2 separate regions of the Homo sapiens genome follow, and region 1 is linked to region 2. A link is an interaction called in ENCODE POLR2A ChIA-PET data of the cell type or tissue named here. Cell type or tissue: PC-9. All regions are shown on one strand. Each heading gives the region's core, and the rest is flanking DNA. Links, peaks and the distances in the headings are about the cores only. Region 1 has its middle 72 kb from the start of LINC01267. Region 2 overlaps GRIP2 (glutamate receptor interacting protein 2).

The links. ChIA-PET counts read pairs that join two places held together with the same protein. Peaks named below come from ENCODE experiments on the same cell type or tissue, not always from the same donor. Only the 100,000 strongest peaks of a DNase experiment are listed, where the experiment ranks them.
Region 1: POLR2A ChIA-PET joins it to region 2 with 8 read pairs; 2 of 35 experiments call an interaction of 5 or more read pairs at or near these places.

The regions. Positions count from the first base shown.
Region 1 is chr3:14,278,249-14,283,621 of GRCh38, forward strand. No RefSeq gene overlaps it. Among named protein-coding and RNA genes, the nearest start is that of LINC01267, 72 kb to the right of the region's middle. RefSeq lists enhancers at 3,507-4,008, 4,773-5,274. In PC-9, for the core only: no CTCF peak of the experiment used is centred there; a DNase peak (open chromatin) is centred at 2,303.
Region 2 is chr3:14,495,840-14,501,212 of GRCh38, forward strand. It overlaps GRIP2 (glutamate receptor interacting protein 2), which reads right to left. Exons shown (of 24, transcript NM_001080423.4): 22 at 578-721. Among named protein-coding and RNA genes, the nearest start is that of GRIP2, 42 kb to the right of the region's middle. RefSeq lists enhancers at 85-647, 1,756-2,256. In PC-9, for the core only: no CTCF peak of the experiment used is centred there; no DNase peak of the experiment used is centred there.

The DNA.
Region 1 (5,373 bases), core at 68-5,067, 220 kb before region 2:
GCCTCACTATGTTGTTCAGGCTGGTCTCAAACTCCTGGGATCAAGCGATCCACCTGCCTCGGGCTCCCAAAGTGCTGCAATTACAGGCATGAGCCACTGTGCCTGGCCTCTCTTCCCATTTCTGACCCTGGTTTTCTATATAACTGTTTTTGTCTCTCTAGGCCTGGCCCCAGGTCCCCTCTCACAGCTCCCACCATCCCACATTTCACCACAACCTGCAGGCAGCCCTCCTTCCCGCACCAGCCTCAACGTCTATGAGGCTGAGCCAGAGAAAAGCAGATGTGGTTGCAGTGGGGTGGCGGGAGGCCTAGGCCCTGAGAGCTGTGCTGGGGCAGGGACACCCTGAGGAGGCACCCTAGGGGTGGGAGAGGGCAGCCCCAGGAAGGAAGGCCTTTCCCGGCCAAGGCTGCCCAGAATGGGCTCACTGAGTGGGAGGGAGTAAGCCTCCTCGCCTCCTTTCCCCACCCCAGAAGTTTAAGTGGGCTTGGGTGCTGCAAAAGGAATTTTGGAGCAGAAATGTGAGCTGAATCAGTCTCCTGTATGTCACCTGGGTCACATGTTAAAATGCAGATTCCTGGGCCCTGTCTCAGAAATGCTGACTCATTAGGTCTGGTGGGATGGGGAGATCTGCAACTCTGTATTTTAACAGCACCTCAGGGCATTCCCATGGGAACCACCGAGGAGGAACTGGGAGTTTTTCCTAACTCTGAGGCTCTGGGAAAAGTTGTCTATGCCCAGAAGCCAGCATCAGGCAAAGTTGCCCAAGACCTGCTCCGCCAGCCCCTTGCAGCTGGGCTGGGCTTCCAGGAGCAGACGCCCGGTGTCGCACTGCAGGAAGCAGACCTTTCTGAGCCTGGGGAGGACTCTGAGGGGCGAGGAGTGGGAATGCAAAAGAGGAGCCTGGGGATGGAGCAGTTAATGGGGGCAGCCACAGGCTCCTTCTCTCTGAGACCCTCAGTGACTCGCCCAAGGGCACACAGCTGGGTTCCCATAACCCAGCACTAGCAGCTGGGAGGGGGTTGGGGATGGTGGTGTGTGCCAGCTACACAGATAATTAGATGCAGTCCTGCCCTCCTGTGACTTGGAGTAAAGCAATCAAATGTTAACGGTTTTTAAACTGAGCAATGCAGACAGAGCTACAGGTGCAAGATGGGGAGGGAAGTCTCAAAAGTAAGTAGTGGGGAGGTGGAAGGTGCCCCAGGTCCAGCACTGCATGGATGGGTGGAGGTGTGGAGGGGCATCCCAGCGGCAGTGGGCGGGGGTGTCACGGGTGGAGCTGATTCCTGCCCTTCCGACCACTCCTGAACCCCATGGGGGAGCCTGTGAGCTGTCTGCGGGGAACTCAGACCATCTACCCTTGGACCCAGGAGGAGAAGACCCAGACATGTGCTTGAAGAGGTCTGCAGAGAAAGCTGAGGAGAGCTGAATGTGCCCAGCTCAGCTATTTGTGTGGATTGAGGCGCAGTATCACAGGCTGGCATGCAGGAGAGAGGGTTTTATTTAGAGAGCGGCCGTCTGGAGGGGCCTTGCCAGCAGAGAAGTTTAGAAATCATCTGATGCTGCCCCTCATTTAACAGAGAAGCCAGGGCCCAGAGAGGGCAGGAGACCATCTGAGGCCACACAGCCACAGCTGACAAACTCCGAGTTGGAACCTAGGTCTCCGATTCTGAACCAGCACCTTTCCAATGGGTGGCAAGTGCATAGCGTGGGCAGGACTTCCTAACCCCGCAGAGATCCCACTCTCCCCACCACCGCCTCGCACCCAGCCTCAGCTCCTTTATAGCACGCGTCCAGGCAGCTTCCACCAGGCATTCAAGGTTGGTTCCAGAGAGGAAAACTATGTGCCATCCCTGCTCAACATTCAAAAGGGCCTCTCCCAAATGTGTTCTCGGTGGCAGCACCTGCTAAAATTCTGGATTTTAAGGGGTCCTTCCCTGCCCATTATCACTGCAACCTTGACTCCTCCCCGACCCCACACCTGTGGCCTGGTGCCAAAGGCTTCTGCATCTTTGGCAGAGAAACGTATGTCCTCCCCAACCCCTTGGAACTGGTTGCAAACTTGGGTGGGGTTGTGCATTGGGGTGGGGGTAGAAGGACTCTAACGTTTACAGTTTTAAAATCAGATTTTCAAAGTCTGTGACTTCAAAAGGAACAGAGTCACTGATTTGCTTCATAGTATGTGCCATGAGTCAAGCATTTTTCTGTACTGTGCCTGGTGCTGTGGGTTAGAGCGCTTCTCTGGGGCCAGCCTGCTGGGTTCAAATTCTGACTCAGCAATGTGTTGTTACCTGTTTGACCTGGGACAAGTGACATCACCTGAAAACCCTCCAGAAGTGTTGGCTGTACTTATCCTCTCATTCCTTTGAAATAGCCCAATCCAAGAACTACTGTGTCAGAGAGGATGCTTTTTGGCTGCAGGAAACAGAGCATCTACAAGTAGTTTAAACAGCAAAGAGGTTTGCCATTTCACACCATGAGCAGTTCGGAGAAACCACTCAGAGTTAATTTTGCATCTCAAGAAAGTTCTCAAGGACTCAGTTTTTATCTCTCTGCTCTGCTGTCTCCTTAGCCAGCTGACAGACATATTGGGTGGACCAACAGACACCCCCGCAGCCAGGTGATCCAAGCCAAGGATTCCTTGGTGCCCCTGGCTAGTAGGTAGAGGTGTCGAGCATTTGTGATGGTTCATCTCAGGTGTCAGCCTGACTGGTTTAAGGGACACCTAGATAGCTGGTAATTCTGGGTGTACCTGTGAGTTTGTTTCAGGAAGAGACTGGCATTTGAATCAGCAGCTGAGTCAAGAAGATTGCCCTCACCCAATGTGAATGGGCACCATCCAATCAGCTGAGGACTTAGATAGAACGAGAAGGCAGAGGAAAGGTGGGCAAATTTCCTGTATCTTCTGGAGCAGGGATACCCTTGTCCCACCCTTGGACATTAGAACTGCAGGTTCTCAGTCCTTCAGCCTCCGACTAAGAGTTGCACCATCAGCTCCCTTTGTTCTCAGGCCTTTGGCCTTGAACAGAGCCACACTACTGGCTTCCCTGGTTCTCCAGCTTGCAGACAGCCTATCATGGGACTTCTCAGCCTCCATAATTGCATGAGCAAATTCCCCTAACCCGTCCACTTGCAGATTCTTGGCAATAAATGGTTCTTGTTTCCAGCCACTGTGTTTTGGGGTGGTGTGTTACTTTGCATTCTTATAGCACAGCTGACTGGTACATCCTTCCCAGAGAGACTGATGTTCAGAGATGACGGCCATCCCATTAGCCACCTGTCTGGCTCCTCTTTACTCGGACGCCTGATATAGCTTGGATGTCGCCTCCAAATCTCATGTTGAGATGTAATCTCCAATGCTGGAGGTGGGGCCTGGTAGGAGGTGTTTAAATCATGGGGGCGTCCATCCCTCATGAGTGGCTTGGACCATCCGCTTGGTGATAAGTGAGCTCTCACTCTGAGTTCGCACGAGATCTGGCCATTTTAAAGTGTGTGGCACCGCCCTCCCCAATTTGCTCCTGCTTTCACCATGTGACATGCCTGCTCCCACTTCACCTTCCACCATAATTGTTAGCTTCCTGAGGCCTCCCCAGAAGCTGATGCTGGAGCTGTGCTTCCTGTTCAGCCTACAGAACCATAAGCTAATTAAGCCTCTTTTTCTTTTATAAATTAGCCAGCCTCAGGTATTTCTTTATACTAATGCAAGAACAGCATAATACAACCCCCTTCCTATTGTGAATCTGTCCCCTTGCCGGTGGAGTTTTGGGGAAGGCAGGGCCCACCTCCCACTACAAAATTTAAAAGGGCAAGATCCTCCCTCTCTCTCCTTCCTAATGTCCAAATCATGGGCCCCGACCCAGAAACTAAATATGCTGTGACAGATGCAAAGATGCGGGGTGGAGGAGCAGTTACGCACAGAGATGGCGGCAGCCAAGGTGGCCCAGCAATGGCAAAGACCCCGTTCTCGTCGGTGCTCCCAGCTCATGGGAGTGGCCCCTCGGCAGTGCCCCCTCAGCCTCCCTCATCCTGGCTCCTACCTGTTTTTCTGAGTCTGGTTCTCCAGACTTCCTGAAGATTCCGTGAGCTACCTGATATCCCTCCAGGAAATTCCTTTACATCTTAAGAAGGCCAAGCTCTGCTTTAATGCCTGCAGACACGAGCCCTGACTGGCACACACAAGGAGCAAGTGACCTAACCTTTCTCTGCCTCGGGTCCTCAAGGGAGACAGGGATGATAATAGCACTTACTTTGTAGGACTGAAGTGAGGTCATCCATGCAGCAAGCATAGCACAGGGCCTGGCACACAGCAAGCACTCAATAAATGTTAGCTGTCAGCACTACACATCCTTCAGCTTCCAGGGAGGTCAAGGGAAATACAAAACTAAGATTCTTGAAGCCAGATATGTCTCTCTCTCCTTTAAAGTCATCCCAGAAGCCCAAAGGGTTGCCATCGCTGGTAAAGGGGTAATGGGAGTGACGGCGATGATGATAATGATGATGATGAAGACAGCAAACACTTCCAACGCTTGCATAGTGCTTTTTGTTTTCTTTTCTTTTGTTTTGTTTTACCGCCAGGAACTGTTCTAAGTACTCCACAAATTTTATCTCATTTAAACCCTCATAAGCATACCATAAGGAAGTGTTACTTCACATCGTGAGAAGTTCAGAGGAGCCACTTGAAGTCAGTTCTGCATCTCAAGAACGTTCAAGCAGATTGCCCTCACCTAATGTGAACAGGCACCATCCAATCAGCTGAGGACCTTGATAGAACAAGAAGGCAGAGGAAAGGTAGGCAAATTTCCTGTCTTTTCTGGAGCTGGGATACCCTTCTCACACCCTTGGACGTTAGAACTGCATTGGAACTCATTTTACAGATAAGAATACCAAGACACAGAGAGAGCAACCGGTTTGCCCAAGGTCATATGAGCTGTGGGCAGTGGCACTGGGGTTTGATCCCAGCGCTCTGGCTCCAGAGTCAGTGGCAGCAGGACGAAGCTGTGGAGAGCACAGCAGGTGCTCACTAGTGGTTTCTCTTGTGCAAGATCCCTCACTCACCCAGTCCCTTGGACTGGTCTGCCCCTGTGCCCACCAGAAACAGCAAGCTTGGGAGCCCTGGCTGAGTCACTGGCTTCAGGAATCTGGGGCATTTGGGACCTTGGTCCTTGGTGTGGATGTGTGGTTCTGGTCAGGACCATCTCTGCACCCTGGGGATGGTGCAGGGGTGGCAGGCCTCCCCTCCTTGGCCCCACCTCACTCTAGGGGCAGGAATACAGCCTTCCCACCACCAGCCTCCGAGTTTTGGGGTGGTGTGTTACTTCGCAATTTTGTGGTATGGCTGATTGGTACATCCTCTCCAGATAGGCTGATGTTCAGAAA
Region 2 (5,373 bases), core at 249-5,248:
TGTATGAGATATAAAATAACTTAAGGCCAGGCACAGTGGCTCACACATGTAATCTCAGCACTTTGAGAGGCTGAGGTGGGCAGATCATTTGAACCCAGGAGTTTGAGACCAGCCTGGGCAACCTGTTGAAACCCTGTCTCTAAAAAAATACAAAAATTAGCCAGGTGTAGTGGTGCATGCCTGTGGTCCCAGCTTCTTGTGGGGCTGAGGTGGGAGAATCGCTTGAACCCAGGAGGTCAGGGCCGCAGTGAGCCATGATCGAGCAACTGCACTCCAGCCTGGGCAGCAGAACGAGACCCTGTCTCAAAAAAATAAATACATAGATAAAATAACTTAAGTGGGGGGAAAAAAAGCACATCTACTTAAAGAAAAATAATAGCCCAGTGTGAATCACAGGTGTGCATGTGTGTGAGTGTGCATGTCACCCAAATGATGAGCATTTTGGAAAACTCAACCCAGTTTTGTGGTGGAGGAGACTAAAGCCCTGAGAGGGGCAGGGCCCCTCTGGAGTCCCACGACAGTGCTCATGGCACCAGAACACAGGTCCAGGTCTCCTGTGCTCACCCCCTGTGCCTACCTTGTGCATCTCCAAGGGTGTAGGCAGCAACAGCTCCTCCATTTCTGCAGGAGAGGCTCGTACCTCCCGGCCCCTCTGCCAAGGCCGGTGGCCAGGCCTGCCCTCGAGGGCCACCCTCTGCACGGTGCCCGTCATGATGGATGCCTGCAAGGAACACGGCCTTTCTTTCAGATGCTTGTTGGCTTGCCCCATCAGGCAGTCAGCATCCACTGACAACTACTATGTGCCAGCCACAAAAGGGACAATGGTGAACAGGACAGACATGGTCCCTGCCCATTGGGGCTGGGTCCAACAGCGGTGGAGTGGGAAGTCATGAACCAATCACACTAACAATGAGAACAATAATCACTGGCACGTAATCATTCGTGCCGACCCAGGGCTAAGTCAGTTCTTAGCACTTTACACCTATAACTCATTTTATTCTCTACAGTACAATGATGCAAGTAAATACCACTTTTTTCCACTTTACAGATGAGGAAACTGTTTGTCTCCTTAGAGATATAAAAAAGATTTGAACCCAGAGTCTAGTTCCAAAGTCAAGACTCTTTTTTTTTTTTTTTTTGAGACAAAGTTTTGCTCTTGTTGCCCAGGCTGGAATGCAATGGCACAATCTTGGCTTACCGCAACCTCCGCCTCACAGGTTCAAGTGATTCTCCTGCCTCATCCTCCTGAATAGCTGGAACTGCAGGCATGTGCCACCATGCCCAGCTAATTTTATATTTTCTTTTTTAGTACAGACGAGGTTTCTCCGTGTTGATCAGGCTGGTTTCGAACTCCTGACCTCACATGATCCACCCACCTCAGCTTCCCAAAGTGCTGGGATTACAGGCGTGAGCCATCATGCCCAGCCCCAAAGTCAGGACTCTTAACCACTCTACTACATTGCTAATCGCCAACATAAATAAGATAAAATTATGCACTGCAGTAAGTGTTACAGAGGTGAGGCACTCGGGAAGTGAGAGCCTGGGACAGGTGGCCCTCGTCCTGTGAGGGGTGGGGAAGCATCCAGAGCTGAAATTGAAAGGACAAGGACGAAGAGGCCCAGGGAAGAGTCCCTGGCAGAGGAAACAGCACGTGCAAAGCCCTGTGGTGGGGGGATCTGGAAGCAAACTCGGCGGCTGGTGGTGGCTGGGGGCCAGTCCTGCGGCGCCCTCTAGACCACAGTAAGAAATGTGAACTTCATCCCAGGAGCAGCAGGGAGCCCCTGAAGGACTGAAGCCAGGCAGAGAAGGTGACATAACCAATGTGTGGATCTAGAAGCATCTTCCGACTGCCACATGAAGACTGGGCTGCAGGAGCGGGAGTGGAGGCTGGGAGGAGATCTGTTAGGGGTCATGTAGTGGTCCAAAGAAAAGACAGTGGTGTTCTGGACAAGGATGGTGCCAGTGGGGAAGGAGAGAAGGAGTGGAGTTAGAACGGGCTCAGGAAGTGAGGGCTGAGCAGTTGGAAATGCCGAGCTCTAAGCTGCCAGTCAGGAGTATGTGGCCCTGAGGGAAACAGCTTCACACTCAGGCTGGGAAATCCAGAGATGGAGGTGGGGGTGCTGGAGCTGCTGGGAGGGGAGGATGGACTTCTTACTCTAACATCGTGCAATCTCACAGGCACACAATTGTCTCCCCAGCCTAGAAACATCTCTCCTTCTACCCATCACAGTATCTGAATTCCCACTATTAGTGCATAGTTCTATCTGACCATTTGGGGTGCGGGGGGTTGGTCTTTTAGGGATCCCCTAAGGGAAAGTAGATTATGATTAAAATGTTTTACGTTGGTTGTGGTGGTTTATGCTTGTAATCCCAGCACTTTGGGAGGCGGAGGCAGGAGGATTGTTTGAGTCTAGGAGTTCAAGACCAACCTGGGCAAACATAGCCAGACAACCTCTCTACAAAAAATACAATTATTAGCCAGGTGTGGTGATGCATGTCTGTGGTCCCAGCTACTAGGGAGGCTGAGGTGGGAGGATCAGCTGAGCCTGGGAGGTGAAGGTTGCAGTGAGCTGAGACCATGCCACTGCACTCCAGCCTGGGCAACAGAGCAAGATCCTATCACTAAAAAATAAAAACTGTTTTAGGGCCAAACTGTTGGGTTGGAGTGGGGGGGAAGATAGGAAACCGAGGGAGGATATTGAATGAGGAGGCAGAGAAGCACCTTTTTCACACCTTAGAAGTGATCTTCACCTGCCTGGGAGCCAGCATCCAAAAGGAAAATCCAAGACTCCTCATTTTGGGATAATAAGAGTTATTAAAACACAGAATCAGGGAGTCCAGGCATCACAGGGTCTTGGACCCCTAAAATTGTAGAATTCAAGGACTTCCAGTTAAAATGCAGACTGAGCTGATACAGGAAGTTCACACCTCCCTTCAAACACGTAGAGATGATAGATTTCAATTTGTTAAATAAACACTTTCAAAGCAAGAAAGAAAAATTCAGAGACAGGCATGAGCAGGAGTGGAACTGTCTGGCTTATGGAAGTTAGTGGCCCATGGAAGGTAACAACGAGACATACGCGTTTGGAGCTGGGGTACTGTTCAGGGAAAAAGACAGTGCTGTCTCAAAGCAGGAAACTGGGTACCATTCCAGAAAGCGAGTGCCATCTCATTGCTGGATAGAGACTGGAAAATGTCTGCCCACAGGGGTACAAGAAAGGAACCACCAGGACTTGAACAGGCGGGGAGGGGGAGGATCACTTGTGACAAACTAGAACCCTTAGCGTGACCTCCGCATGAAGGTGGGGCCGGAATCTGCCTTCCACAATAGTGCAGAAACACTGAGCTGAGGAATTACTGTCAAAACCAGTCTGGAGCTGGTGAAGTTCAAAGGCCACAGCCAAGACAAAGTGAGGAGCGATCTCACTGATGCATCGACAACGCAGAGCGCAGCAAGGCGGGTGCCTGGGAAGGGACCACAGCTGGAAGCAGTGCAGTGATGAGATGAAAAAGCCCACCTGCCCACAGACAAAACAAGTCGGCGAATCCATACTCAGGGAACTAAAAATAATAGTGAAGTCAAAAGAAACTTGAGAACCGGCATGGTGGCTCACACCTGTAATCCCAGAACTTTGGGAGGCCAAGGCGGGCGGATCGCCAGAGATCAGGAGTTCAAGACCAACCTGGGCAACATGGTGAAACCCTGTCTCTACCAAAAAAAAGAAAAAAAAAAATTAACCAAGCGTGGTGGTGCATGCCTGTAGTCCCCAGCTACTCGGGTGGCAGAGGCAGGAGAATTGCTTGAACCCAGGAGGTGGAGGTTGTAGTGAGCCAAGCGAGCCAAGCCAAGATCATGCCACTGACTGCACTCCAGCCTGAGCAACAAACAGAGTGAAACTCCATCTCGAAAAAAAGAAAAAAGAAAAAGAAACTTGAAATAAGTCTGTTTACAGGGGTGTCCAAACTATTGGTTTCCCTGGGCCATGTGGGATAATTGTCTTGGGCCACACATAAAATACACTAACGTTAACAATAGCTGATGAGAAAAAAAAATCGCAAACAAAAATCTCATAATGTTTTAAGAAAGTTTATGAATTTGTGTAAAATTCAAAGCTATCCTGGGCTACATGCGGCCCGTGGGCCACAGGTTGGATAAGCTTGGTTTAAGATGTGTAGAAAAATAAGAAAATAAAAAGCAAAAGCCTTTAAAAAAAGACTATGAAGATTAAAACAAAACAAAACAAAACAAAATTGTAGGAATAAAAGATGTAGAAGTTGAAACACAGTATCTAAGAAATGGGTTACACAGTAGAATAAATACAGCCAAGGAAAGAACTAGTGAATTGGAAGACAGGTTAAGGAAAGCAGCTAGTACACAGTGCAGAGAAAATATGAAGGAAAAGTTAAGAGACATGGAGGGTAGAATGCATGGAGGACAAGTGTCCAACATACCTTAACAGAAGGAGACAATAAGAAGGAGGCAATATTGTAAACACCATGACTAGGAATTTTCCAGCATAGAAGGCAAACACGAGTCCTCGGACTGAAAAAACAGACTGAGTCTGTAGTAAGACAAATAAACTCTTACTGAGACACATCAGAGCAAGAGAGCCAGCCATCACAGAGAAAGAAATCCTCAAATCTCCTGGAAAGAAAAGACACAGGACTTTCAAAGGAACAACAATGAACCTAACAGGAGCAACGATCATTGCCAGAAGACAACAGGATAATATCTTCAAAGCCCTGAGTAAATGTTTAATTTCATAGTCAACTAAACTATCATTTAAGAGCAGGGGTGAAATAAAGACATTTATAAACTTCTAAATTGATTAGAAAAAAATAAATAAAGACATTTTCAGAACACAGAGCCTAAAGCAGTTTACCACCTAAAGGCCCTCGGTGAAAGACTATCTTAAAGGATGAGCTCAGAAAAAAAGGGGTATGCAAGAAGCAAAGGTGATAACAGAAATTGGTCAAATATTCTGATAAAACCCCCACGTTCATGAAGTTTGAGCAATTTATAAGAAAGTTGGGATATGAGAGGAGGTAGTTTGGAGAGAAGTGAAAGAATTCTATAGTGCCTATCTTATTCAAGAGGAGGACAAAGGTATTGCTTACACTTGTTAGAAAAACCAAGTTCAGAAAATATATTGAAAATGTAAGGTAAGGCCATGGCCTTCCCTTCAGTGATCTATCCTAATAATTATTTAGCCATAAAAAGGGATGAAGTACTGACACATGCCACAACATGAAGCTAAGTGAAAAAAGCCAGACACAAAAAGTCAAATACACACTCCACTTTTATGAAATATCCAGAATAGGCTAATCCATAGAGACAGAGTAGATAGCAATTGCCAGGGGATGGGAAGTGGG